Regions from separate parts of the Homo sapiens genome. Here regions 2, 3 and 4 are each linked to region 1. Evidence: read pairs that join two places in POLR2A ChIA-PET (ENCODE). Cell type or tissue: OCI-LY7. All regions are shown on one strand. Each heading gives the region's core, and the rest is flanking DNA. Links, peaks and the distances in the headings are about the cores only.

Region 1 (7,348 bases), core at 1,390-6,389:
CATTCTGCTCCATCCACAGCTTCCTTGATGTCCCTCAAACTTACCAGGCGCACTCCCATTATCGGGCCTTTGCACTTGCAGTTTCTTCTGTCTGCAAAGCTCTTCCTCCAGTCATCTCATCTGCATGGCTTGCTCCCTTGGCTTTTACTAAACAGTCATCTTCTGTGAAAGGTCTTCGCGAAACACCCCATCTAAAATTTCACCACCTTCCCAAGCCCAGCATTTCTAACCTAGGTTCCCCGCTGTGTTTGTTTTAATGCATATGCCACTAACATAACAGATATGGTACTTACCTTGCTTATAGTCTGTCTGCCGTATTAAAATAGAATTTCCCTTAAGGACAGGGATTGTTTTTGGTCATTGTCATTTGCTGCTGTACTCTCAGTGCCTAAAACAATATCTCACACAGTAGGTGGTCAATAGTCATGAAATGAATGAATTCACCAGACCTATTCTAGGGCTCAAAAGATTATTTCCAGGCCAGTCCTAGGATGTGGCATGAATCTAGCTGATACTGTTTCCTTCAGGTATTCTAAGAGCTACAGGATTTAGCTTTGTGGACTTCTTCTGGCTTCTCTGTGAAGGGTGAGGGGAGGAAGTAGTATGAATCCAGGAAGCCCTGATAATCTACAGCTTGGCCCTCTGCCGTCTGCCTCTAGCTGCTGTGTAGACCGGTCTGCCTGGCAGCCGATCGTATTAACAAAGCCCACAGAAAGAGAATCCTAGTCTTAGCCTACTCTACTCACTTGTGTCTAACGATAAATTCCTTTGTCTGAGTCCCGTGCTTTCCTTTTAAAGAATTAGACTGTCAAAAGCATGTTAAACAAAAGGCACAGGGGCCTAAACATTATGTAAAGGAGTCATTTTAAAGCAGAAAATAGTATGAAATGCTTTCTACTCAACACATCAATTGTTATTCTTTTCAGGTTAGAAGTTGAATCTGTAACAAAAGAGCCTTTTCACAGGATGGGTAATGACAAATACACAACCAGAGGAGCCCTTAACTGGAAGTGGAAATAAGGCAGCTGCCAACACCTCCACTTCAGTTTCCCTGCTAGGTTCAAGAAGCAGAATCTCTTTAAGTTCAGGCTCCTAGACAACGCTTCAGCTGGAGACCAGACCAAGGCTACTCTACTGAGATTGGGAGGTTCCTATAGAGTCTCTGGGGCCAGGAAAGTGAGGAGGAGAAACCTCACCACCCTTCCTAAAGAGGTTTGCCCTGAAGAGAGCAGGCTGCGGGAGTTGCCCTGTGCCCAGAAGCCAGGGTGCTCGGCCTGCGTCACCTTGGTGGGGGTGAGGATGCTGTTGGGACATGAGCCTCCTTATTGGCCGTGGCTCTCTTTGTGGTTCTACCACATAGCTTATCCTGCTTCTCCCTAGAATCAGCTTCAAAGTGGTGCTTAAGCAGTGATATCCTGATATCCTTAGATCTGTGGTTTCTCTGGCATCATCCCTTCCCCGCATCCACACTCTGCATGGTTTGCTTTGTTCCTTTTCTGTAGCAGTAGCTTTCTCTTTTGCTTGTTCTTATGTGAAAGCTCCACTGAGGCCAGGACCCAGTGCTGTGGAGCAGGAACCTCACCGAGATATAGACACTGAGCCCTTCCTCTGCACTGGTGTCATCATTATTATATTAGCATAGGAAGGACTGACAGAGATGGGGGTAAAGTGGCCAGAGAAGATGATAATGGCTGGGCATGGTGGCTCATGTCTGTAATCCCAGCACTTTGAGAGGCCGAGGCGGGTGGATCACTTAAGGTCCGGAGTTCGAGTGCAGCCCGGCCAACATGGTGAAACCCCATCTCTACTAAAAATACAAAATTAGCTGGGCATGGTGGCGGGCACCTGTAATCCCAGCTACTCAGAGGCTGAGGCAGGAGAATTGCTTGAACCCGGAGGCAGAAGTTGCAGTGAGCAGAGACTGTGCCATCACACTCCAGCCTGGGTGACAAAAGCAAAACTCTGTCTCAAAAGCAAAAACAAATAACAAAACAAAACAAAACAAAAACCCCTACAAAACAAACACCCCCCAAAAAACAGAGAAGATGGTAAATCACAAGTTGAAATCAAAGAGAGTAATCCATGGAGACACGAAAAGTGCATAACACAACCATGAACAACTAGAAATGTGTCACCTGTCTTCTGGAAGCTGAGGGCGGAATAATTCCCCCAGGATGTTCTTCTGATGTAGCGAATGAGAGGACGAGCCTATTTGTCTCGTAGACGAAGCTGGAAATTTCAGCTCAAGGGTTCAGGCTCCTCCCTGTGCATCCTTTAGAAGTAAACACAGACTAAAACCTGCCATTATGCAGTATATTGCTGCTGTGATGAAAAGCACTATGATGTGCTTGAACGAATAAGGACAAGATTGCAACAGAATTCTCAGCATATTAATAGAGACAGGCTTTCAGAGGGACTTGCTACTCATTTACTGTCACTTTCTTAATGACAATGGAAAATGCTGGCTCCTCTTCTATATCCAGGGCTACACATTTAAACAAAACACTCTTATTTCCCGCTCAATGCTATCTCTGATTTTGGCAAAGTACAGGTGGGTGAGAGTATTAGATTTTGCAGTTATTTCTTGAGGCATATTTAAGACATCAAAGATAAAAACACATGGAGTCACGTGTAATAATCTTAGAGTCCAATAAATGACTAGCTACTTGATTAAACCAAATGGCATTATAGCATGTTAATAAGGATTAAACAGACGCATTTTCACCGTCATTACTTAGATGGAATGAGTATTTTTTTTTGTTAACTTTTATTTTAGGTTCAGGGGTACATATGAAGGTTTGTTATATAGGTAAACTAGTGTCATGGGGGTTTGTTGTACAGATTATTTTGTCACCCAGGTACGAAGCCTATTAACCAATAGTTATTTCTTTCTGTTCCTCTCCCTCCACCCACCCTCCACCCTCAAGGAGGCCCCAGTGTGTGTTGTTCCCTTCTCTGGGTCCATGTGCTCTCATCGCTTAGCTCCCACTTACAAGTGAGAACATGCAGCATTTGGTTTTCTGCTCCTGCATTAGTTTGCTAAGGATAATGGCCTCCAGCTCCATCCATGTTCCCATAAAATACATGATCTTGTTTTTTATAGCTGCATAGTATTCCGTGGTGTATATGTACCACATTTTCTTTATTCAATTTGCCATTATGGGCATTTAGATTGATTCCATGTCTTTGCTATTGTGAACACTGCTGTAATGAACATTCACATGCATGTGTCTTTATAGCAGAATGATTTATATTCCTCTGGGTATATTCCCAGTAATGGCATTGCTGGGTTGAATAGTAGTTGTTTTTAGCTCTTTCAGAAATTGCCACATTGCTTTTTACAATGGTTGAACTAAGGTACACTCCCACCAACGGTATATTTGTGTTGTTTACTTTACAACCTCGTCAACATCTGTTCTTTTTTGACTTTTTAATGACTGGTGTGAGATGGTATCTCATTGTGGTTTTGAAGACAGACATGCAACCAACAAGCATATTTTAAAAAGCTGAATATCACTGATCATTATGGATAAGCATTTTAAGTTAGATAACTGATAACAATTATATTCCTTATTTTAAATATAGTCATTGATATACTACAAATTGTATTTCTCTCTCTATGTTTGCCTATAAAATTTATTTACTTAATCAAAATGGTTGCCTGATATAATTTCCCCTGCAAAAGTTGTCAAAAGAATAATGTTATTGCCTTAGGCAGGAACTCAAGCACAAAGATAAAAAGCTGTATCTGAGTATTTGCTGTATTTTATTTGTTCACATTTAGCCTATTTGAGGTTAACACTACTTCATTTGACAGTTTAAAAATCATCCTGTAAATAGAATAAAAAACAACAGCAGCAATAGCTAAAAAAAGGACACAATGTATAATAAAATAAAGGAATGTGTTGAAAGAAATATTCCAAAGAAGCAAAGGAAATGAGACCATGATTATGAATTCAACAATCAGAAGAAAAAATCGTCCAACATCTGTAAAAAGCAAAATCATAACAGTAATAAAAAAGAAGCAAGAATTCAAAGTGCAGGTGCGCTAGCTTTCATTTCCACATCCATTCAGGAAATAGAGCATACTATTCTTTTATATAAAGTGACAAGTTCTGTTTTTAAAACATTCAGTTACATTATCTTGCAGATTTTTTTTCAGTTTACATTATCTCTACATTGATTTGATGGAAAGATGGTCATATGCGATATGTGGTATAAATTTCTTCAATCTATGGAGAATACGGAAATGGTAAAGTTGACTGTTTTACTTATGTTTTTGCAGTAAGAAGCTAAACATCCAGTATCAGAAGCATCAGTACTTTTACTCTTTCAAAAACAAAAGCAAAGCAAAAGCAAAAACCTGTCATGAGCCCTCTGTCTTTGCTGCTACTTTCAGATTCTCTGTGACAAAAGACTGTTACTTTTCACTGAATTCTAATGAGTTGACGTAAATAATCAGAACAATTTCTTAAATGCAAAATTGGTCTGGTATCTGTCTAAATTGGTCAATACAAGTGTTATTCTGGAATCATGTAAAAATCACTTACTTTCATAACTGTTTAGAACCCCAAATGTTTTCCCTTTGAAGGGGAACATCTGTGGAATATGATTTTGAATAGAGGACTTCTATGAAATATATTTCAAATCTTAAAAATATTTTTAATACTTCCTAAAGTGGTATAGGATTTACCCTCGCTGACTATGCCTTCCATTTAAGAACAGTCTTGCATTTGTGGCTTTTCATTTTCCTTACAGCTCTAATTTTATTTAAAAAGCCTGAATACACAAATGACTGCTGCCTTACTTAGCATTAAACAGTACTATTTTTTAAACCATGTATACAGCTCAACAGCAAGATTAATAAGTTATAATACACACATATCACTGACAGATTCATCTTTTTGTTTTTTAGAATTCACGAAATAAACTGTATTCTGGTAAATCCCCTCCCCGCAACAAGAGTGTAATGTACCTACATTGAGGTGTTTAAATATTTCTCCAACAGTTTTCATTGAATTACATTATGAAAACACTAGGCTTCAAGCCAGGTACTAATAAATATTTAATTTAAAAGAAAGAAAGAAAAAACTCAACACAGAAGAACATAAAAAATCCCTCCCCTCCCTCTCCTCCCACTCCCCCGGGAAGGCGCCCGTGTCAGCCGGACATGGCCGAGATTTCATAGTCACTGGCCGAGGTGAGGGGCTTGCCCATCATCCGGATGTTTTTTGCACTGGTAATCCTGGCCATCATGCACACGGGCTTGTCAAAGTACTTGACCAGGGCAGGCTCAGTTAAGAGGGAGGCCAGGAACTGCTCGAAGGTGATGGCCCAGTCCCGGTCCAGGCTGGTGCTCCGGGGCAGTGCCGCCGTGCCCTGGCCGCTCCGCACCAGGACCGTGTCCTCTCCGATGTCCTCGCAGTGCAGCTTGTCCTCCTCGTGGGAGCCGGCACTCAGCACCGAGTATGAGGACATGGAGCTGTCGTCCTTGGTGTCGTCGTCAGAGATCAGCATGGAGGAGCAGGCCCCGTTGTCCCGGGGCGAGGAGTCCTCCAGCTTGATGTCCTCCATTTGTCCTCCAAGGGAGTGTTCCTCGCTGTCGGGGGCCAGGCTGGCCGGCAGGGGCTCAACAGACTCCACCACGTAAGGCTGGCCTGGCCCTTTCTTGGGGAAGAGCACGCCTGGGATGCCCTGGTGGCAGGACGGCCCACTGCCTCCGCTCCCGCCCTCCTTTGCAGGCTGGGCCACGAACAACTTGCCGACCTCCCCAATCTCCAGCAGGAGGCTGGTCACTGCTGCCGTGGCGTGGTACAGCTCCTGCTCATTGGGGTCTTCGCTGAACATGTTATACATTGTCTTACACAGTTCAATGAACTGCCCCTGAAAAGCGATTTGGAAAAACACAATGTGAAATCTTGGGGGAGCAGAAAGGCAGCACTGAAGTGGACTGTAAAGCCATTTAAATGAGAACGCCTAAAGATCCCTGGAAAGTCCTCCGCCTAGGCTGGATGGACATGTTTAAAGTCTCCTATTGATGTTTCTATTTTTAATTTTTATTTCTTTTTGAGACAGGGTCTCTCTTTGTCGCCCAGGCTGGAGTGCAGTGGTGCAATCACGGTTCACTGCAGCCTCAACATCCTGGGCTCACATGAACCTCCCACCTCAGCCCCCCAGGCACACACCACTATACTCTGCTAATCTTTGCGTTTTTTGTAGAGATGGGGTTTCGCCATTTTACCCAGGCTGGTCTTGTACTCCTGGGCTAAGTGATCCTCCTGCCTTGGCCTCCCAAAGTGCTGGAATTACAGGTGTGAGCCACCACACCCAGCTTATTTTCCCAATTTTTTAATTTGAAAATTTTCCAACATCTATGAAAGTTGGAATGAAAAAGTAAACATCCATGTACAGCTCACCTCGAGTCAAGAAGGACTATGTCATACATTTGGCTCAGTAACTTTTTTCTTGTTCTCTTTTCCCTTTTTGAAACATCTTAAGGAAATCCGAGACTCATCTATTTTCACGTCTACACACTTTAGCATGCACCTCAATTTTTCCAAGGTTAGCTCCAATCCCTCCTCCCACGACACATGCCCCATCTCCCTGGACAGAAGTAATGCTTTAGTGCTTTCAGTCTCCACCCAGATGACTTCTGTTCTTCAATTACAAAACTTAGCATTTTCAGCCTATAATTATTTATATTGTTTTTTTCTTCCTCATTTCACCAGGTTTTTAAGGAAAATGTGCAGACACCTTTATAGCTAAGCACGGTGATCTGAAAACAGCAATGTGTTTGTCTTTCGAGTATCTGAGGGTATTTTTAATGATTGCAATAAGATGCATTTACTCTCAAAATGGAATATGTTGTGGTTCACATTTCCTCTGAGGAAGTCGTTTTTTCACAATGGAGCATATTTTTGATGCATAAATACATGCACAAAATAGGTCCAAATGGATACTAAGTAAAGGCCCCAGTTATTATTTTTGATGGGTATTGAGTCTACATTTATCGATGACTTTTCAGTCATAGAAAAAAGAGTGTCCAGGTTTGAAGCGAATGATTTGAACTTTAAGCACTTACCTGATTTAATTTGGGTAAATCCTTTGCATTCTTTGACTTAGATTTATTTTCTGGAGTCCACAGTCTCAAATAATTACGATTTTCTTGGGAATTTGCTCTCTTCCCTACAACCCAAATGTCAAGAAATAAGTGCTTACAGGCCAAAAAACAAGTGTACAACCAGCAAGAAGGTAAACATATAGAAGAGAATATCCTTACCTTTGTCTGGCTTTAGGCTCACCGTAACAAAGCCATCATCTGCACCCTGTTTGCTTCTGCTATCCAATC
Region 2 (7,348 bases), core at 1,603-6,602, 180 kb after region 1:
GCCATCTGTTCTTGGAAAAGGCAAAAAGATGATCCATATGTCAAGGTGAAAGAAAGAACTTGAGGTGTATCTGCAATATTTCCTTTTCTCTTACCCTTTGATTCTGCTTGAGATCCTTTGTTCCTTGGCGGTCAGCCCTTTGCAATACTGAACAGAGAAGCCAAACCAAAGGTACCCCGGTGGGGGTAGGTAGCTCCACATAGGAAAAGGATCAAGAAGAAAAATTCAGCAAGGAAGCGGGGGCAGGGGAGAACTAAACAAACAAGTCAAATGTGAAGAGGGTTGCTGTGTATTGTGTTACGATTTCCTATCCCTTCTCCCAATGGCCATATCCTAATCACCCTCATTCAGCAAATCCCATTATAGTCCTTTCTATTTCAGAAAATATTTTTAATCAATCATTTTAAACAGTTAAAAACTAACAAATATGCCTACTGTGCATCAGGGGTTTTTTAGGTTATTTAAAAATACTTGAACCCTCATAATAACACTCTGAAGTAGGAACATTATTCTTACTTGATTATTGAGGAGACTGATGCAGAGAAGATAAACAGCTCAAAGTCACATGGGTAGAAAGTGACAAATCTGGGCTTCAAATTCATAGTCTGGCTTCTGTGTCTATGCTTTTAGCCACTGCGCTGTGTTGCTTCTCTTACATTTTTACATTAGATCTTTATTAAACATATAAAAATGAATATAATATCCTGGTAAAAAAATTAAGTCATTATAAATAAAATCATTTCTGGACTGTTCCCCATCCTCAATTCTGGCTCTTTTTCTGTTTAGAGAGAATCATATCTTTGCACAGCTTTTATCTCCTATATACTTTCATGCATGTGTATACACACATGTCTATGCATACACATATACACACACGTATATAAGTACAAATATATATATCCACATACATATATGTGCACACATATATGTATATGCATTACATATAATTGTAGAAAATACATATTGTTTGTGTGTTTAGTTTTTTACTTTGTATTACTCAACAATGTGTCTTGGAGATCTTCCTTGTCTACGTATAATACAGCTGCATTTTTAAAAATTGTTGCGTTATTTCATGGTGCAGATACATTATGTCTTATATAAGCAAACCCCTAATGAGAATGGAACATTTAGGTCTTTTCCCCCTATTTCATACTCTTTCAAACAGTGCAGCAGCAATGACCGTCTTTGTACATATTTCCTGTGTGTGCAGATGAGTATTCCAGCCTATGTTGTTTTTGGGTACATCATCTGCTATGACAGGCTCAGGAGGACCTGATATAATCAGGTAACTCTATAGCAACAGGATGCTTTATTTTTCATATTTTCTTAGAATGATAAAACTTAATTCCTTTGGGCCCTGATATTGATTTAGAGGTCTTAAAGTTTTCTCTTAAATTGTCTCACTTGTTTTTAGGCTAAAGTTTCCTGTTATTTCTTTCTAAACTGAATATGAGGCTCTTTAACAGAACAGACAGAGCAAAATTGGAACTGCATATTTCTGCCTTTTCGTGACATGAACTTTGTGTTGCCAGTGACAATTTTGATTTATAAGATAATGTACACAGGCAAAAAGTAGAAAATATATTTTAAATGTCCAATTTTTTTCAAGAAATAATAAAAAGTACAATGCAAGGAGGAAATTATTATCAACGTATTTCTAGGGAAGTAAAAGGTTAATGTATTGCAAAGCTTATCAAAGACTGTTAGTTGTTCCTCAGTGTCATGGGTCTAATCATGCACCCTGAAAATTCCTATGTTGAAGTCCTAACCCCCAATACCTAACAATGTGGCTTTATTTGGTGATAGGATGTTTACAGAGGTAATCAAGTTAAAGTGAAGAGGCCATTAGGGTAGAACCTAATCCAGTATAACTGGTGTCCTTGTAAGAAGGGGAAATTTTGGTCAGAGATACACACAGAGGGAAGACAACATGAAGAGACAAAGGGAGAAGATGGCAGTCCACAAACCAAGGGGAGAGGCCTGGAACAGATTTTTTTTCTCTCAGAGCTTTCAAGGAATCAAGCCTGCAGACACCTTGATCTTGGATTTCTAGTCTCCAGAGATAGTAAGTTTCTTTTTTCTTTTTTCTTTTTTTTGAGATGGAGTCTCACTCTGCCCCCCAGGCTGGAGTGCAGTGGCGTAATCTTGGCTCATTGAAACCTCTGCCTCCTGGGTTCAAGCGATTCTCCTGCCTCAGTATCCCGAGTAGCTGGGACTACAGGCGCGCCACCATGCCCGGCTAATTTTTATGGTTTTTTTTTTTTTTTTTTTTTTAGTAGAGACATGGTTTCACAAATATTGGACAGGCTGGTCTCAAACTCCTTGCCTCATGATCCACCTGCCTCGGCTTCCCAAAGTGCTGGGATTACAGGTGTGAGTCACTGCACCTGCCCTGAGATAGTAAGTCTTTTGTTTACGGCCACCCAGTTTATGGCATTTTGTATGGCAGCTCTAGCAAACAAATACATATACTCAGTATACATACATCTTATCATAATCAGCTCCAGCAGTGGCCTCCAATGTGCCATGCGCCCTAGGACCTACACCTGATCAGTCTCCTCCCCTTGCATCTGTGCTAGGCCTGAGGCTTGTTTTAACTCATAAAATGTGGTTGAAGTGAGGCTGTGCCAGGCCCTAAGCATTAGGAAGGTCTGGCACTTAAAGTTTTGCACTTTGGGGAAGCCTAGGCTGCCATTTAAGAAGTCAGGCCACCCTTTAAGAGAGATCATGCAGAAAGGTCTTATGGAAAGGGAGAGACCTGAGTCTTTATGGAGAGACCTTTCTATATGGAAAGGCCCAACACTCCACGCATGCCAGCTGAGGTCAGTCTTCCAGCCGTCCCTACCAAGGCACTGCAGATGCGAGTGAGCATGTTGGACATGATAGCTGCAACCATCATCTGACTTTAATTGCCTGGGAAACTCTAAGCAAGGTCAGTAGAGGGACTGCCCATTCAATTCACATAATTATGACCGATAATAAAAAGTTGATATATTTTAAGCCACTAGGTGTTGGAAAAGTTTGTTACATAGAAATACATAATTGAAATATTCCCTTCTTCTACAGCAATAAGACTTCCAAGAGACCAGCAGTGGTATGTCTTACTTCCCAGACATGTTCTTAAATCTCTTTCCTGCTTCTTCCTCCAACCTGCTTTATGGAATGTGGTCACAGGATCCACCCTAGACAATATGCATGTACTATCCTAGAGACAGCTGAGTAACCAGGTTAAAGGAGCCTGGGTCCCTGCTATGCCAGTCCCAGACTATTACATGGAAGAGAAATGAACTCCTTGTTTACTGTTATTTTGGGCTTCAGTTACAGCAACTTTGTCCATATTCTAATTAACATATAAGGGATGAAATGTTTTACAATCTTTTTCTTAGTAGGTTTCTCAGCATGTTTTACAATCTTTTTATCAGGAGGCCATTTTTCTACACTGAAGTAAATTAGGACATTGTTTCAAATGAAAGAAAAGGAATTAAAGGATGAGAACATGAGATCATATATGGAGACATATGACAAGATTTCTTCAGGTTGAAGGCCAGGCACGATGACTCACGCTTGTAATCCCAGCACTTTGGGAAGCTGAGGCGGGCAGATCACCTGAGGTCAGGAGTTTGAGACTAGCCTGGCCAACTTGGCGAAACCCTGTCTCTACTAAAAATATAAAAATTAGCCGGGCGTGGTGGCGCATGCCTGTAATCCCAGCTACTTGGCAGGCTGAGGCAGGAGAATCACTTGAACCCGGGAGGCAGAGGTTGCAGTGAGCTGAGATTGCGCCATTGCACTCCAGCCTGGGCAACAGAGCAAGACTCTGTCAAAAAAAAAAAAAAAAAGTCTCTTCCTTCTGTTTCATTGAAGCTAAAGTTCAGTTCCTGCTGGACTCCTTCCCTATAGCGATAGTTATTACTGAATAAAATCTATCCTTCTGGCTTTAGCTAGTGTCCAGCTTAGTTCGTCTTTGACAGTCAGATTGTTGCTTGCATTCAGCTTTTCCTGTTCTCCGTAGCCCTTGACTTGGTCTCATTCCTTATCACATTTTCGTACTGAAAATTGGAAGAGCAATGGTCAGACTCTCCTGAGAAAGGATGAACCTGGTTCACTCTGAAGCACAATAGAGGGTGTGTGTTAGCATCTGGCTAGGTTGTAGTCATTAGCATATTATCTGATTTTTTTTTTCTGAATGGTTGACTCAATGTTGGGTAAGACTTAATAAAAATTCATTTTATCTGCTCTCCTTTTTCTCTCTTTCCCTCAATCTTTACAGTTTTCCCCCCTTAACCTTGCATCAGGGTGTTCCCAGGATATTGTGTCGGGGGTCTTAACTTACATTTGATGTATGAAATGAAATGCATTTTCCCAACATAGCTATGCTTAAGTAGAGCAAACTTCTGTGTTTTAACCCTCCCCTTTTTATGCCAGTTGAGTAGGGAGGAAGGAACATCCAGAGTAGAAGCCTCTGGGACATTGCTCCCTTGAGATTCAGGGTGAAGACTAATATCATTAGTCAAGGCCAGATGTGACTGGGTTTCTTGCCAAGAGATTGGTGAGAGCTTATCTGGGGATGGAATGACTTGACTGGACGTCTTGCCAACCCTGGAGTAACCCTTGTTGGCGGGGGGGAGATCCAGTGTTAGAACCAACGAGCTGGAGGTTGTGGGTGAGCACGGAGTCACACCATCTGCAATTCAAGTCAGTGACTGTGGATCTCCCAGACTCCCCTGCCCATCCGAAAGTGCCCATGAGCTGTGGTTATCAAGGACAAACTACCAGATGGGTGACTGTGCCAGCAGGACCAGCAAAATGGAAGCTGAGGAGCTGAGGAGCCTAACACCAACCACAAAACCCAAACTTCCCAGAGAGATGAAATTATTCACCCAGAAACCACACAGGAGATGCTGCAGGACACTTTGAAATGTACTTAGTGAATACCCGGGAAATTTCACCTATGCTGCAGGCACTGTGTTAAATGCTTTGTGTACGTGATCTCATCTGATTCTCTCAATATCCTAAGTGGGTAAGTTCCATTACTACCCCATTATAAAGAAAATGGAGCTGAGAAAAGGTACGTAATTTATCTAAGGGTGTACTCTTTTTTTTTTTTTTTTTTTTTTTTGAGTCAGGGTCTCGCTCTGTCACCCAGGCTGGAGTGCAGTGGCACGATCTCGGCTCACTACAACCTCCACCTTCTGGGTTGAAGTGTTTCTCCTGTCTCAGCCTCCCGAATAGCTGGGACTACAGGTGTGTGTCATCACACCTGGCTAATTTTTGTATCTTTAGTAGAGCTGGGGTTTCATTATGTTGGCCAGGTTGGTCTCATCTCAAATGCCTAGCCTCAAGCATCTGCCCACCTCGGCCTCCCAAAGTGCTGGGATTACAGGCATGAACCACTGCACCCAGCCAGGGTGTACTCTTAGCAAGTGGCAGAGCAAGGACTGGAATGCATGATGTAATCCCTTGCTACTTCTCTGGTTTTATATCCTTACCAGGCCATCTCTTGGTGACCCCATTGAACTTCTGGCTCTTCCTCTCAAAGCCAAGCATGCTCTCCACTAGTCCTGAGTGTGCTCTTTCCTCTGCTGGGCTCCCCTTCCCTCTGATAACTGAGTGGGTTTCTCCTTCCCTTCAACCAGGTCTCTGTTCAAATATCCCTTTTCAGTGAGGTCTTTAGCTCTCCTATCTAGAATGGCATCCTTAACCCTTATTGATCTTTATCTCCAACAGCCTGCCTCATTTTTCCTTTTAGTTTAGCAGCTGTTTATTTCAGCCTGGACCTCTTTTTTTTTTTTTTTTTTTTTTTTTCTTTTAGAGATAAGGTCTCACTCTGTTGCCCAGGCTGTGGCTCAATCGTGGCTCACTGCAGCCTTGGATTCCTGGGCTCAAGTGATTCTCCTGCCTCAGCCTCCCAAGTAGCTGGAACTACATCTGCATGCCACTACACCCAGCTTATTATTTTATTTTTTGTAGAGATGGGGGTCTCACTATGCTGCCCAGTCTTGTCTTAAACTCCTGGCCTCAAGCAGTCTTTCTGCCTCAGCCTCCGAAAGTGCTGGGATTATAAGCATGAGCCCTCACGCCTAGTCCATGGACCTCTCTTCTGAACTCCAAGCTGTGATAACCAATTTCCAACTTGACATACCACTTGGCTGTCTATAAACTTCCTCGAGTTTACCATAAACTTACAAAAATGAGCCCTGATCTTCCTCCCGCCTTCCTTCAATCTGTTATTCTTGCAGTCTTCTTTATTTCAATGAATGGCACCTCTAGTCTTCCAATCCCTCAGAGCGAAAGTTTAGGGTCACCTTTCACTTCTCTCCTTTTCTCATTCCTCCTGCCCAATCTGTCAGGAAATCCTGTTCTCTACCCTCAACTTAGATCCCGGCTGCAAACACTTCACACTGCCTCCATGGGGTTCCCCCGGCCTCATCACCATCACTGCTTCTCGCCGAGATTATTGTGATAATCTCCTCACTGATCTCCCTGCTTCTGCTCTAGGTTTCTTCAGCTTATTCTCTGCATAGCAGCCAAAGTGATCTTTTAGAAATATGAGTCAGATCATGTCACTTTTCTGCTCAACACCCACCAATAGGTTCCTGTCTCATTTAGAGTAAGAGCCACAGCCCTCACAATGGACTACCAGATCCTAAACTCTCTGGCTTTAGTTGCCTTTCTGACCCTATCTCCTAGATAACTGTAGTATGTATTGGGAGAATGAATTAATCAATAGTATTTATTATATATCTACTTGTTTACATGATTGTTATCTATCTCTTCTAGAATATAAACACCATGAGTACAGAGAATAGCAAATAGTAATACCAAATCAATATTTACACAATGAATGAATACACAGGTAAACCCAGACCATCTGATTTCAAAGCCCATGAGCTTAATCCACTATACACCACACCACAAAACAGATGGGCTTTAGGTCATTCCAATTTTATTATGCACTCCAAATCTTCTGACCTTTCCCAATCATATATATATATTTTTTTTTTTTTTTTTTTTTTTTACTTCTCTGTAGCAATTTGACACTAGCAATCTGCCTAGTTTTCTCTCTTAAAGGAGGTTTCTTGGCTTTATGTTTTTCTTCCATGCTAATGGTTACCAAATTCATTATTTCAAGTTCCAGACCTGGATTTTTAAATAGCTGCTGTGATGCGGCCTGGCTTTCCAGAACCAGTAAGAAAACTCATGCCAAATGCTAGCACAGAGGATGACGCCAATGAGGATTAGTTCCCTTTCCTTTTGTCAGGACAAAGAAAACACACAAGTTGGTTCAACTTTAAGTTGGGACTGCAAATGGGGGAGACAGGAACGCAGGAGAGGGGGACAGCTCTTT
Region 3 (7,348 bases), core at 717-5,716, 83 kb after region 1:
GCAGGAGAATCGCTTGAACCTGGGAGGTAGAGGTTGCAGTGAGCCAAGATCGCACCACTGCACTCTAGCCTGGGCAACAGAGCAAGACTCCGTCCCAAAAAAAAAACAAAAAAAAACTTGCCCAGTTTGGACTAGAAGTTCTTATGAGAGATCCAATAAAAGCAAGATTAAAAAAAATTTTTTTTGCTGGGTGCAGTGGCTCACACCTGTAATCCTAGCACTTTGGGAGGCTGAGGTGGGCAGATTGCTTTGAGGTCAGGAGTTCGAGACCAGCCTGGCCAACATGGTGAAACCCCATCTCTAGTAAAAACACAAAAATTAGCTGGCATGGTGGCAGGTGCCTGTAATCCCAGCTACTGGGGAGGCTGAGGCAGGAGAACTGTTTGAACTTGGGAGGTGGAGATTGTGGTGAGCCGGGATCACGCCACTGCACTCCAGCCTAGGTGACAGAGTGAGACTCCGTCTGGGAAAAAAAAAAAAATTAAGACTAGTCAAGTGCAGCAGTGAGAAGTGGGGAAAGAGTAGAAAAGGAGTTCCATCTGCAACTGACTGTGATCAATGGAGATAGCTCATGACCTTCGGACCAGCCAAAGCAAGATTGTTGACTACTATTTTAAGCACAGCACAGCATTACTGATTATCATCAGGAGAAATAAAGAATCCCTACTCAGTAGGAAGTACTGTGCTAGGATATATACTTAGTACATCCAAGTATTCCACACAACTCTCTTCATTTCCCAGCTTCCTCTGCAGTGAGGTTGGGCCCACGTGACTAGTCTCGGCCAACTAAGTGTGAGTGAAATGGAAGGTGGAGTGTGCCACTTCTGGGCCAAGGAAGTTAAACACAGATGTGCTCCACCCTCACACTCTTCCCTTGTATGCTGACCTTGGAGGCCTTGTGTTCCAGAGAGTGTCACTACACATGGAGGAGGCCACATGATCCCAACACGACTCTATCAGAGTGAGAAAGAAACTTTCATTGTGTTAAGCCACTGAGACTTTGGGTTCATGTGTTGAAATGGCTACGGTTAATTACCCTAAAATACCAGTGATTGCATTCAGCAAGTACACGTTCCTTTCCTTCTGATAAAAAGTTGTTAACCCTAACGCTTCTTTTAAAACTTGTGTATTTCTGGATGTGGTTGCTTACCACAGGCGATGGTCCAGTAGACCAGGGAGTCTGGAGTCTGGTACAAGATTCGGTAAGGAGCGACCCGGGCGCTGGAGTCCAACACAACATCAAGGGTACCCACCAGCAGGCCTGAGGGTGGAAAGTGGGGAGAAACAGGTAAGAATTGCCTTAGTACTTTCCCACATTCCCAGGGGCAGCATGAACATGCCCTTTCATGAGATCTTCCAACAACCCCATCTCCCACTGAACCACACCTTGAAAAATTTCATTTTAGGATGATGCTGGCTCTACACAAGTTGCACAACTTGACAAGGTCACGAGAAGCAGTCGTGTCCATCTGATTCAGTCTGCCAGGCTGCCCCACATGTTATTTTCATCTGCCCCACTTTCCATTTATGTTTAAAAAATTAGTACAATTCAGCTCAGCAAACACTAATTAAATTCCTACTATGTGCAAAACAAACCCTGTGGGCACAAAACTGAAGAAGACAGCATCCCCAGGGCATTTATCATCAAGTGGAGAAGAAGGTCAGGCAGTGCTTTGGTACTGTGTTTAGAAGTGAGCTAGGGCCGGGAAACAGAGGGATCTTCCCATTTCCACAGCAGAGTCCTCTGCCATTTGTGACATCAGTCACGATAACCAGGGCTAACCAGAGCCTGGTTTATGCTATGAAATGATGCAGGAATAAGGTTGAGGATCAGGGTCTGCATTTTTAGCACAAAGTTTAGTTCTTTCAGTCAAGAACCCCAGTGATCCACTTATCCAGGGTTTACCAGGCCCATGTGAAAACTTGTTCACATTGTCCAAGTCCAGACAAGCCTGAATGTTCAGCAAAAGAATTTAGCAATTTATTTGTAAGGAATACAAATGCCCAGTATACCAATGCTCACTTAAGAACAGGCTGTACCTTCTCTTTCTAGGAGGAAAATTGACAAGGAAAAGGAAATTAAGAGCAGAAGGCAGCTTAGTGAGCAAAGGTGGAAGGTGCCTCTAAGGTGAAGTCTGCCCAGATGACCCGGCTGAGGCACTCCAGCCATGCGGAGAACGCACAACCCTGTTTCTCACTCAGCAATCTTTTTCCAATGTTCCCAGACAACTTGTCAGGTATGGTGGTGACAGTACAAGGATTCTGACAGCTTCAAACTGGGAACCTGTCATCAGTGCAAATTTCTCTTTTAACCACCTTTTAACCACACTGAAGCGGGATTGGCACCAAACATTTTCTACAGTATTTTAAAATAACACAGATTACACACATACGTTCTCCAAGGTATAATAAACTAGATCCCTTAATTGGAAAGATGAATCCAAAAGATTCCCATAATGTAAATGCCCACAGTTACTCTAAAGCTACATGGAACCCAGTATAGAGCAGGGCTTGGACTCAGAAGGACCAATCAGGAGCTCAGACCAGCTGACAATATTAGCCCAAGACACTTTATTTCCAAAAATCTCCCTTTTCTCAATTGCCAAATGGAGACACTATTACTACCCCAGGATTGTTTTTGAAGACTGAAGGTAATAAGACTTAGGGGTAATAGGCTGTTTGGAATGAGGGATTAGGCCACCTGAAAAAAACCTGCTAAGATACTTTTATCGAATTTTACCTTTATTTAGATTGCATGTTTATAGAGGATGACTTTGGGATAGAACTAATGGTATTTGAAGCTGGGAGATGGAGGCTAAAGGCCCCAGCCTCCCTTGTTTGCAACTGTTGATACTGAAAGCAGCAAAGCTCAGTGCCATATTGCAGGCTTTTCCTGAAGTTTTGCTGAATCTGAGGCACAAATTCTGAAAATGTTGCCACCAGTACCTCATGTTATTTTGTAATAATGTCTTGAGGTTTGGTTCTGGCCATACCAAATAAGACCCTGATATGCACAATGCCACTGAAATTCACTTCCCACTGCTCTGGCATCCTGGTGTCACGGAAGGAGCCATAATCTAGTCAACTCATGTTCGGAAGAGCTCAGTTCTGGCTCTGACTCTGTTATAACCATTTCTGTGGAGTGGGACAGGCCATTTAACTTCTCGTTGCTTTGATTTCCTCAGTTGTAAAGTGGTCATAACTGCCCTTGCCTTCCTGAACCAGAGTTATTAATCAAGAAGCCTAAGTGAGGTAGACCATGCAGAAGTCCTACAGTTGTCCTTGGTCTTTGTCCAAGGGCAAAAAATCCATTTAGATTCACTCCAAACCACAGTGACCATTAGCTGACCTCAACATACCAGGAAAAAAACAAACAAAAAACTTTTGCTCAATAGAAATTAACTTGTTAGCTCCGGCCTGTATGAAATACATTAAAAATGAAATTCTTACAGCCTGCAAAGTCTTCCAAGGGGGTAGAGTTCCACATTATATCACACACATATGCATTTTTGTTTGCTTTACTGTGACTTGGATTTACTACAGAGACCTCTAATTTCTTAAATGACTTTTCACTTATCTACAGATGGAAGAATAGGACACATAAATGCATCACTCATAATTGAGTGTTTGTAATACCTCTCACATCTTGAATCAAAATAAGAAATAAAATGCTGAAACTACTACAAGTGTCATATATGTTGGTTCTAAGGCATACAAACTTTAGTCTGGGTTTAGAGGGTTGCAATCAAGAATCAGCCTGTGGGCTAGGCGCGGTGGCTAATACCTGCAATCCCAGCACTTTGGGAGGCTGGGGCGGGTGGATCACTTGAGGCCAGGAGTTCAAGACCAGCCTGGCCAACATGGTGAACACCCTTCCCCATTAAAAATCCAAAAAAAATTAGCCAGGCACAATGGTGTGCACCTGTAATCCCAGCTTCTAGGGAGGCTGAGGCAGGAGAACTGCTTAAACCTGGGAGGCGCAGGTTGCAGTGAGCTGAGATCATGCCACTACACCCCAGCCTGGGCAACAGAGCAAGACTCTGTCTCAAACAAACAAACAAACAAACAAAACAAAAAATCAGAAAAAAAAAAAAAAAAGAAAAGGACAAAAAAGAATCGGCCTGTGTGGTTTAATAAGCCTCTGAGTATCATCAAAGACCAAGACTCTTCCAAGGGCAAGCATAATTGACTGGGCAGGGCAGAGCAGCGGACAGGGGCAGTCCTGGTTCTAGAATGCTTCAATTCTGACTCTGCCACTTCCTCCTGGAGCCTCAGTTTTATCATCCTTAATGGCTCACTGAACTTTTGTCCTCTGTAACACAAAAGAAGGAAGACCTCTGAAAAGGTCTAACCCAATCCACATATCTCCACCACCACAATGTTCCCAACTAAAATCCAACCTCAACATAAACTATTCTAATTAACAAAGCCTCTGGTGTCAATTAGAGATAAAGAAAACCCAGTTGCTTAAAGCAGAGCCCCCTGGAGTGAGGGTTTCTCATTAGATGCAAGTTCACCAACCCTACCTCTGCATTCACAACTGGCGCCACCAACTTCCACTAAGACTTGGATGAAAACTAACAGATATACATGTACGTAGCACAGGTACATGCTGAAATATTTTCAAGTAAATTACAGAAAGTATAATATCAGGATATTCACATTAGATACATTTAAATGAGAGAATTTCTGTGAAAATTCCCTGAACATTTAAGGCACTGGATATCCAAACAGAAAGTAATATTGTGAATTGAGGTATGCAGTTGGCCAGTCAAATCAAGAAACAGACTCTTTCCATATTAACCCAGAAGTGCTGAGTCCTTTCATGCCTGGATAACACTGATCACTCAAAATGTTGTGCTTGTCTGTCTGCTCTTGTCTCCCCCGACCTCAAACAGCAGCAAACTCCTAATCTTTTAATGCCGTCTCATTCCTACTCTACTCTTCCTCCCAGTTCTGCCTCTATAATGCCTATTACATTTGTTTAAGATTACTTGCACATTTTGCCTTGTCCCATTTTTTCCTCTTCTCTCCAGACTGAGAGTTCCTTGAGGGCAGGGTCTAATTGATTATTTTGGACCCACAGGCCCTGCACTTTGGAGTCCAGTAAGCACTAAACACATGGTTGATGATAAATGGACAAGTGAGGGGTGTGTGCATGTGTGTGTGTGTGTGTGTGTGTGTGTGTGCGTTTTAAACCTAAATAATAAATTATCACCATGCTATCTAAACTCTGTTGGTACATGAAGTCAAGACCCTGGGAAAAAGGAAATACTCCTCCTTTGTCCTCTATTGATGTAGAATACTAGGAGATGGGAAATCTGGTCTAGAGAATCCCCCCGCCCCACTGCAAAAGCAGCAACAATTACGATTTTCTTAGAAGTCTCATTACTCATACCTTGGAAATGGCTGTCAAAATACTGAACCTTTTCTTCATTTCCCACACAAAGCGCTGTTTTAGCAGCTGTTCTAGTCAGCTATTTCTGGTGTTAAACAATCTTGATTGCCTAAGATAACGAAATCAAATTACAGCCCTCAAAATAACTCTTCTCTGCATCTACCTATTACATTAGTACAGTGGCATCTTATAATGTAAAAGTGCTGTTTTCAAGGAGATTCAGAAAACACTTGGCAAAATTGTTCCATATTTGCTTCCCATTTGGTTGTGGGCACTGGAAGATGTGTGATGCACAGTCACCACTGCACAACTGCAGCCTAGCTGGGAGCTGGTACAGGTGGCAGGTCCACAGTGCTGCAGAGAAACCCCCGTCAGCCCTCTGCAGGCCGGGCTATGTCAGGAGTGTGCTGCCATGCAGAAATGTGCTCATGGAAATGATCGATCCATCTACTGATGATCAGGGCTAAAGTTAAACTGGACAGGATCCTAAAGATCACTTGGCCTCCCCGACTCCATTAGTCCTGACGCTGGTCCAAAATGAAGCAGAGATCCAGGAAATCCATGGCAGAGTGGTCAGGGGAGTGGGCTCAGCTTTGGCTCACATACCAGCCAGTCCCTTAATCTCTCTGTGCCCCTGCTTCCTGATAAAGAAATAATAGTATCTACCCTAGAAAGTGCTTAGTATGCACTAAGCACTATTGTGTAATGAATCATTCAAAACAATAGAAAAGTACAGGAAATTACAAAATACATGTACCACTACTCTGACTTTTTTAACACTTTGCCTTACCTGCTTCCGATCTATTTTTTTTTTTAACAGAAAGAAAAGGTAACAGCCACAGTGAGGTTCCCTTTGCACTCCTTTAATCCCATTTCCCTCTCTCCATTAACCATTCTTAAATTGTTTTGTATTCTTCCTATCCAGGTCCTTATACTTTTACTGAGCCATGTTTTTCATATAAAAAATTTAAAACTGATGAGTATTTTACAAATTTGTCTGCAAGGTACACTGCAGCTTATTTTTTTCAATCAATATGTTTGTAAAATTTATCCAGAATATACTTGTAAATCTGATTCATTCATTTTAAAATATTGTGCAATATTCCACTATATAAGTATATTACAACTTATCTGTTTTCCTAGTAAAGGACATTGGATCTATCCACACTTTTTGCTCTATTATGCAACTGTAATCGTATTCTGTTTGCATAAATCCTTAAGCACCTAAGCACATTTCTTTAGAATGGAATTGTCAGGTCCTAGGGTAAGTTCATTTCTAAACCTTATTAGATATTACAAAATTGCTCTCTAAAGTGCTCAAGAAAGTGTGAGAATACCTGTTTCTCCATAATATCTCCAATACTTAGTATTACCAGGTTTTTTTTTTTATTTTCACCAATCTCTAGAGTGAGAAATGGTACCTGTTTGTTAGTTAAATTTGCATTCCTCTGATTACTAATTAATTTTCTTGTTTATTGGCCATTCCAATTTCCTTTTTTGTGAGTTATTTGCCTTTCCCATTGTGGTGACATTTGCTAAGAGGTCCCATTAGACATTCAGAGTTCACCATCTAGAAGCTTCCATTTATATACATACTGGATTTCCATTCATTTCAGCAAATATTCACTGATCTCCCTAAAGCCAGAGATGCAGTATCCTTGGATTTACTTCTTTATATATCTTCTATACACATGCAAGACTTTTGGCTCAGTACTTCCTCTCCAGTGCATCACTTCCATGCCTGGCTTACTATCTGCGAAGATGGTAGGTTTCTGTAGGCCACCTGCTGCCACCTGTTCTTCTGGCTGCTGCTCCTTAGATGTAAGTGATACATTCTCTAGAAGTCTTAACACTTACATGATACTGGTCAGAAAGTAATTAAATGGAAACATTCAGAAGCAGCTGCTGACATACCTACAAACTCTCTAGCCATACCATAACTTTTACACT
Region 4 (7,348 bases), core at 956-5,955, 210 kb after region 1:
AGGCCTTTTCTGCATCTATTGAGATAATCATGTGGTTTTTGTCTTTGGTTCTGTTTATATGCTGGATTACATTTATTGATTTGCGTATGTTGAACCAGCCTTGCATCCCAGGGATAAAGCCCACTTGATCATGGTGGATAAGCTTTTTGATGTGCTGCTGGATTTGGTTTGCCCGTATTTTATTGAGGATTTTTGCATCAATGTTCATCAGGGATATTGGTCTGAAATTCTCTTTTTTTGTTGTGTCTCTGCCAGTCTTTGGTATCAGGATGATGCTGGCCTCATAAAATGAGTTAGGGACGATTCCCTTTTTTCTATTGATTGGAATAGTTTCAGAAGGAATGGTACCAGCTCCTCCTTGTACCTCTGGTAGAATTCGACTGTGAATCCGTCTGGTCCTGGACTTTTTTTGGTTGGTAAGCTATTAATTATTGCCTGAATTTCAGAGCCTGTTATTGGTCTATTCAGAGATTCAACTTCTTCCTGGTTTAGTCTTGGGAGGGTGTATGTGTCGAGGAATTTACCCATTTCTTCTAGATTTTCTAGTTTATTTGCATAGAGGTGTTTATAGTATTCACTGATGGTAGTTTGTATTCCTGTGGGATTGGTGGCGATATCCCCTTTGTCATTTTTTATTGTGTCTATTTGATTCTTCTCTCTTTTCTTCTTTATTAGTCTTGCTAGCAGTCTATCAATTTTGTTGATCTTTTCAGAAAACCAGCTCCTGGATTCATTGATTTTTTTTGTGTCTCTATCTCCTTCAGTTCTGCTCTGATCTTAGTTATTTCTTGCCTTCTGCTAGCTTTTGAATGTGTTTCCTCTTGCTTCTCTAGTTCTTTTAATTGTGATGTTAGGGTGTCAATTTTAGATCTTTCCTGCTTTCTCTTGTGGGCATTTAGTGCTATAAATTTCCCTCTACACACTGCTTTGAATGTGTCCCAGAGATTCTGGTATGTTGTGTCTTTGTTGTCATTGGTTTCAAAGAACATCTTTATTTCTGCCTTCATTTCGTTATGTATCCAGCAGTCATTCAGGAGCAGGTTGTTCAGTTTCCATGTAGTTGAGTGGTTTTGAGTGAGTTTTTTAATCCTGAGTTCTAGTTTGATTGCACTGTGGTCTGAGAGACAGTTTGTTATAATTTCTGTTCTTTTACATTTGCTGAGGAGTGCTTCCAACTATGTGGTCAATTTTGGAATAGGTGTGGTGCGGTGCTGAGAAGAATGTATATTCTCTTGATTTGGGGTGGAGAGTTCTGTAGATGTCTATTAGGTCTGCTTGGTGTAGAGCTGAGTTCAATTCCTGGATATCCTTGTTAACTTTCTGTCTCCTTGATCCGTCTAATGTTGACAGTGGGGTGTTAAAGTCTCCCATTATGATTGTGTGGGAGTCTAAGTCTCTTTGTAGGTTTCTAAGTTCTTGCTTTATGAATCTGAGTGCTCTTGTATTGGGTGCATATATATTTAGGATAGTTAGCTCTTCTTGTTGCATTGATCCCTTTACCATTACATAATGGCCTTCTTTGTCTCTTTTGATCTTTGTTGGTTTGAAGTCTGTTTTATCAGAGACTAGGATTGCAACCCCTGCCTTTTTTTGTTTCCATTTGCTTGGTAGATCTTCCTCCATCCCTTTATTTTGAGCCTATGTGTGTCTCTGCACGTGAGATGGGTCTCCCAAATACAGCACACTGATCAGTCTTGACTCTTTATCCAATTTGCCAGTCTGTTTCTTTTAATTGGAGCATTTAGCCCATTTACATTTAAGGTTAATATTGTTATATGTGAATTTGATCCTGTCATTATGATGTTAGCTGGTTATTTTGCTCATTAGTTGATGCAGTTTCTTCCTAGCCTTAATGGTCTTTACAATTTGGCATGTTTTTGCAGTGGCTGGTACCGGTTGTTCATTTCCATGTTTAGTGCTTCCTTCAGGAGCCATGTAAGGCCAGCCTGGTGGTGACAAAATCTCTCAGCATTTGCTTGTCTGTAAAGGATTTTATTTCTCCTTCACTTATGAAGCTTATTTTGGCTGGATATGAAATTCTGGGTTGAAAATTCTTTTCTTTAAGAATGTTGAATATTGGCCCCCACTCTCTTCTGGCTTGTAGAGTTTCTGCCAAGAGATCAGCTGTTAGTCTGATGGGACCCGACCTTTCTCTCTGGCTGCCCTTAGTATTTTTTCCTTCATTTCAACTTTGGTGAATCTGACAATTATGTGTCTTGGAGTTGCTCTTCTTGACGAATATCTTTGTGGTGTTCTCTGTATATCCTGAATTTGAATGTTGGCCTGCCTTGCTAGATTGGGGAAGTTCTCCTGGATAATATCCTGCAGAGTGTTTTCCAGTTTGGTTCCATTCTCCCGTCACTTTCAGGTACAGCAATCGGGTGTAGATTTGGTCTTTTCACATAGTCTTATATTTCTTGGAGGCTTTGTTCGTTTCTTTTTATTCTTTTTTCTCTAAGCTTCTCTTCTTGCTTCATTTCATTCATTTGATCTTCCATCACTGATACCCTTTCTTCCAGTTGATCGAATCGGCTACTGAGGCTTGTGCATTAGTCACGTAGTTCTCGTGCCGTGGTTTTCAGTTCTATCAGGTCCTTTAAGTACTTCTCTGCATTGGTTATTCTAGTTATCCATTCGTCTAATTTTTTTTCAAGGTTTTCAACTTCTTTGCCATGGGTTCAAACTTCCTCCTTTAGCTTGGAGAAGTTTGATCTTCTGAAGCCTTCTTCTCTCAACTTGTCAAAGTCATTCTCTGTCCAGCTTTGTTCTGTTGCTGTTGAGGAGCTGCATTCCTTTGGAGGAGGAGAGGTGCTCTGATTTTTTAGAATTTCCGGTTTTTCTGCTCTGTTTTTTCCCCATCTTTGTGGTTTTATCTACCTTTCGTCCTTGATAACGGTGACATACAGATGGGGTTTTGATGTGGATGTCCTTTCTGTCTGTTAGTTTTCCTTCTAACAGGTGTGTTGCAGTTAGCTGCACCTCAGCTGCAGGTGTGTTGGAGTTTGCTGGCGGTCCACTCCAGACCCTGTTTGCCTGGGTATCCACATTGGGGGCTGCAGAACAGCAAATATTGGTGAACAGCAAATGTTGCTGCCTGATCGTTCCTCTGGAAGTTTTGTCTCAGAGGAGTACCCAGCCGTGTGAGGGGTCAGGCTGCCCCTACTGGGGGTGCCTCCCAGTTAGGCTACTCAGGCGTCAGGGACCCACTTGAGGAGGCAGTCTGTCTGTTCTCAGATCTCAAGCTGTGTGCTGGGAGAACCACTACTGTCTTCCAAACTGTCAGACAGGGGCATTTAAGTCTGCAGAGGTTTCTGCTGCCTTTTGTTTGGCTGTGCCCTGCCCCGAGAGGTGGAGTCTACAGAGGCAGGCAGGCCTCCTTGAGCTGTGGTGGGCTCCACCCAGTTCGAGCTTCCTGGCTGCTTTGTTTACCTACTCAAGCCTAGGCAATTGCGGGTGCCCCTCCCCCAGCCTCACTGCCGCCTTGCAGTTTGATCTCAGACTGCTGTGCTAGCAATGAGCAAGGCTCCGTGGGCGTAGGACCCTCTGAGCCAGGCGTGGGATAAAATCTCCTGGTGTGCCGTTTGCTAAGACCATTGGAAAAGCGCAGTATTAGGGTGGGAGTGACCCGATTTTCCAGGTGCTGTCTGTCACCCCTTTCTTTAACTAGGAAAGGGAATTCCCTGACCTCTTGTGCTTCCCGGGTGAGGCAATGCCTCGCCATGCTTCGGCTCACACTCGGTGTGCTGCAACCACAGTCCTGCACCCACTCTCCGACACTCCCCAATGAGATGAACCCAGTACCTCAGTTGGAAATACAGAAATCACCTGTCTTCTGTGTCGCTCACTTTGGGAGCTGTAGACTGGAGCTGTTCCTATTTGGCCATCTTGGCTCCACCTGCTTTTTTTTTTTTTTGAGACGGAGTCTCACTCTGTCACCCAGGTTGGAGTGCAGGGGCGTGATCTCGGCTCACTGCAAGCTCCGCCTCCCAGGTTTATGCCATTCTCCTGCCTCAGCCTCCTGAGTAGCTGGCACCACAGGCAATGTATTAGAACTTCTTTAGGTCCAACAGCAAGACACGGTGCAGAGCAGGAGAATTTCCTACCAGTTAGGTGGTAACCAAGAATAATTCTAGACAACAGCTAAGTGATGACAGGTGTAATCTTCCTGCATACATGGTTTCAGTGTCAAACGCACTATTTCAGTTTCTAACATATTCAAGCACGGACAATATATGAAACATGCACATTTGTGTACTGTGTGGAGCACCTTTTGTTTTTCTGGCTATTGTTGTCTTGGTTCCTCTAATTTGCTTCCAGTTTGTGCAGGGCATGCCTAACAGTGAGCTGGAGGTCTGGATCTTGCAGGGGTTTGTCCCATAGTTTGGGTGACTTGGATAGGACCTGAACTTGTCCTACTGGAGCTGGTGTCCACTTGCTTAAGAGTGGCTAGTTCTTTCACTCAAAGCTGCTGCTCTGGAGAGCCATAGGTAGGTGTAGGAAATGGAGGTACAATGAACTTTCTAATCACTTCCCTTATGATAAGAATGCCTTTATATTTGTATCTGATATCTGTGTTACAAAGCACTTTCAAGTTGCTAAATATTATGATTTCTGTAAGAATCTTGTTGTCAGGAAGGATTATTATCCAGAGTCCACAAATGGAGAAACTGAGAAACCTAGGGATAAGAAATAAGGAGTAAGAACAAATGTTACTTTTTGTTACCATTTACTGAGCACCTACTAGGTACCAGTCATGGTCATCACTGCTGTATTCATATGATCACTGATTTGGGTATCAGACCTTAATCTCATTTCATTGACAAAGAATCTGATGCTAAATTGCTCAGTTAGGTAAATGTTTTCCTCAAGGATACAGAGAAAGTTCCAGAGCTGGATATAAACTCAGGCTCCTGTGGCTCCAAATCTCAGGGTCTTTCTACCATATCACACTTAGGTGATTTGCTCAAGGAAGCCGAGGTCTTCTGACTTTAGAACTAATTTGCTTTCCAATGCATCAAGATATCTCTTTGTGGTATAATCTTCTTATAGCTATTTTAAAGCTCCTCTTTAACTGATGTGCTCTCCTATATTCCCTTTCTCACATACCTAGATTTCCCTAAGAAGAATGTCCAACTAAAAATGATGTTTCCTAACATGGCTTGGTAGCACTTCGGGTTATAGCCAAATCATGATATTCTCAAAACAAAGGCAAGCTTAATTGCCTTTTTTTTCTTTTAAATAAAAAAGAAAATACATACTGAGCAGCACTTTTTAGAAAGAAGAGGGTGGCATTATGGAATATTATTATCCTAGGCAAGCCTTGGGTTTGGAGCATTTCCACTTCTATTAGTCAAGGATCTTTCATTGAAAGAAAATTAACTCAAAACATCTTCAGGAACAAAGGCATTGACTAGTTCAGATTCATGAAAGGTCTTGGGTAGACTACATGCTGGCTCTGTCTTTTTCCACTTCTTACCTCTGTTTTCCTCTGTGTTGTTTTCATTCTCAGAGAGGCCCTCTCTAAGGGACAATGTATTAGTTTGCTAGGGCTGCTGTAACTAAGTACCATATGCTGGTGGTTTAGGCAACAGAAATCTATTGTCTCCCAGTTCTGGAGGCTGGAGGTCCAAGATCAAGACACAAACAGGGTTAGTTCCTTCTTACGGCTATGAGGCAGAGTCTTTTCCAGGCCTCTCTCCTTGGCTTTTAGACAGCTGCCTTCTCCCTGTGTCTCTTCACATTATCTTCCCTCTATGCCTCTGTCTCTGTCTGTCTGTGCCAAAGTTTCCCTTTTTATAGAGACATCAGTCATGTTGGATTAGGACCTACTATAATGATCTTATTTTTAATTGTAAAGACTGCATCACCAAATAAGATCATATTTTGAGGTCCTGGGAGTTAGGACTCCAACATATGAATTTGGCAGACAGGGGGGCAATTCAGCTTATAACAAGTGGGAAGATTGCTACTCCAGAGTTACAAGGTCTGGGTAGTTCCCAATCCTAGAGAAAAGTGAGCCACCCTCAAAGCATAGAATCTCCTGCGAGTCCGACTGTCTCTGGCTGGTCAGGTGTGCATATCTTAGACCCATCCCTGTGGACATGTGGATGGTTTCTGGAGTGGTGGGGAGCCACAAGTGTTTTTTGTTTGTTTGTTTGTTTGTTTGTTTGTTTTGTAGTATAAGTGGGTGGAGTCAGCTCCTCTTCTCCAGTAACTTCCTCCTTAAGCCACTGTCCAATCAGCAATATAACCTATGGGATTTTCAGTGTTCTAGGGGCAGCTCTGCCAAAAAAGGAGAATGTTTCCTGACTCCCCAAAAGCTAGAGGTCACCTTCATCATAAAGGGTTTTATTTATTTGCTTGTTTCTTTTAATCAAGACAACACCAATAGCAAGAATTTTATGGTCTAGGGATGAGCCAGTGGACTTTATGGAGCTAATGATGTTCCTTGGAAAATCAGAAGCCCACTCAACTATGTTGTTTCTTAGATTCATTCATGTATAGTCAAGCTGGGCTAACTGTTCTTACAATCCCCAAATTTAGTGAATTCACACAATAAAGGTGTATTTTTTGTTCATGTCATCATCCAATTCAGGACAAGGGGTCTCTGCCCCATTCAGTTGTTTGGGGACTCAGGCTTCTTCCACTTGGCTTCTTTGCCATGGGCCTTGGCGTCTTCTACTGGGTCATCTGCATCTGCCTGGCACACGGGGAGAGATGATGTGGAGGGTTGGTGTGGAGATTTTAGAGGACTATCCTGAAAATGGCACCCATGATTTCTGCACATGTTCTATGGGCCAGAACTCTGTCACATGGCCTCTTCTAGATGGAAGAGGCTAGGAAATGTAATCTAAAAGCATGCTCAAGAGAAAGGAAAAGTGGATTTGTTGGGCATCTGACTATTTTCTGCCACAACCTACCCATCCATCCACTTATCCATCTATCAACCTACTTAACATTTTTTTTTTTACACCTATTGTGTGTCAGGCACTTTGTTCATCAGGAGCTCACAGTTTCTGGGAAACAGGCTGAAAAAATGACCTCTACAATAGGGTTGGTGTTACAGGGAGATGTAAATAGGGCACTAGGGAAATATTAAAGAAGGAAAAACTCACTCTGCCTAGGGGTTGGGAAAGCCTTTCAGGAGTGAGGCTTAAACTGGACTTTGAGGAAGAAGTAGGATAGTGCAAGGGCATTCCATAGAAGGAACAGCATGGAGGAAGTCATGGAGTTGTGGAAAAGCATGATGTGTTTGAGAAATAGCTAGTAGTCCAGTGCAGCTGGAGGATAGAGAGTGTTGAGAAACTTCTCCCTCCCTAGGACTTTGGAGTGGCCTAAGAGGATGACT

The links. ChIA-PET counts read pairs that join two places held together with the same protein. Peaks named below come from ENCODE experiments on the same cell type or tissue, not always from the same donor. Only the 100,000 strongest peaks of a DNase experiment are listed, where the experiment ranks them.
Region 2: POLR2A ChIA-PET joins it to region 1 with 5 read pairs; 2 of 35 experiments call an interaction of 5 or more read pairs at or near these places.
Region 3: POLR2A ChIA-PET joins it to region 1 with 5 read pairs; 2 of 35 experiments call an interaction of 5 or more read pairs at or near these places.
Region 4: POLR2A ChIA-PET joins it to region 1 with 10 read pairs; 1 of 35 experiments calls an interaction of 5 or more read pairs at or near these places.

The regions. Positions count from the first base shown.
Region 1 is chr4:140,617,035-140,624,382 of GRCh38, forward strand. It overlaps TBC1D9 (TBC1 domain family member 9), which reads right to left. Exons shown (of 21, transcript NM_015130.3): 19 at 7,280-7,348; 20 at 7,082-7,185; 21 at 3,748-5,883. The coding sequence ends at 5,161. Among named protein-coding and RNA genes, the nearest start is that of UCP1, 52 kb to the left of the region's middle. RefSeq lists an enhancer at 1,173-1,776. In OCI-LY7, for the core only: no CTCF peak of the experiment used is centred there; DNase peaks (open chromatin) are centred at 4,057 and 4,337; H3K4me3 peaks cover 2,127 bases; H3K27ac peaks cover 4,099 bases.
Region 2 is chr4:140,793,469-140,800,816 of GRCh38, forward strand. No RefSeq gene overlaps it. Among named protein-coding and RNA genes, the nearest start is that of TBC1D9, 41 kb to the left of the region's middle. In OCI-LY7, for the core only: a CTCF peak has its summit at 3,017; no DNase peak of the experiment used is centred there.
Region 3 is chr4:140,700,354-140,707,701 of GRCh38, forward strand. It overlaps TBC1D9 (TBC1 domain family member 9), which reads right to left. Exons shown (of 21, transcript NM_015130.3): 2 at 1,151-1,261. It also overlaps the pseudogene RNY1P14. Among named protein-coding and RNA genes, the nearest start is that of TBC1D9-AS1, 8.1 kb to the right of the region's middle. In OCI-LY7, for the core only: no CTCF peak of the experiment used is centred there; no DNase peak of the experiment used is centred there.
Region 4 is chr4:140,822,599-140,829,946 of GRCh38, forward strand. No RefSeq gene overlaps it. Among named protein-coding and RNA genes, the nearest start is that of TBC1D9, 70 kb to the left of the region's middle. RefSeq lists enhancers at 3,105-3,626, 3,627-4,147 and silencers at 3,306-3,355, 3,506-3,555. In OCI-LY7, for the core only: no CTCF peak of the experiment used is centred there; a DNase peak (open chromatin) is centred at 3,433; H3K4me3 peaks cover 1,119 bases; H3K27ac peaks cover 3,051 bases.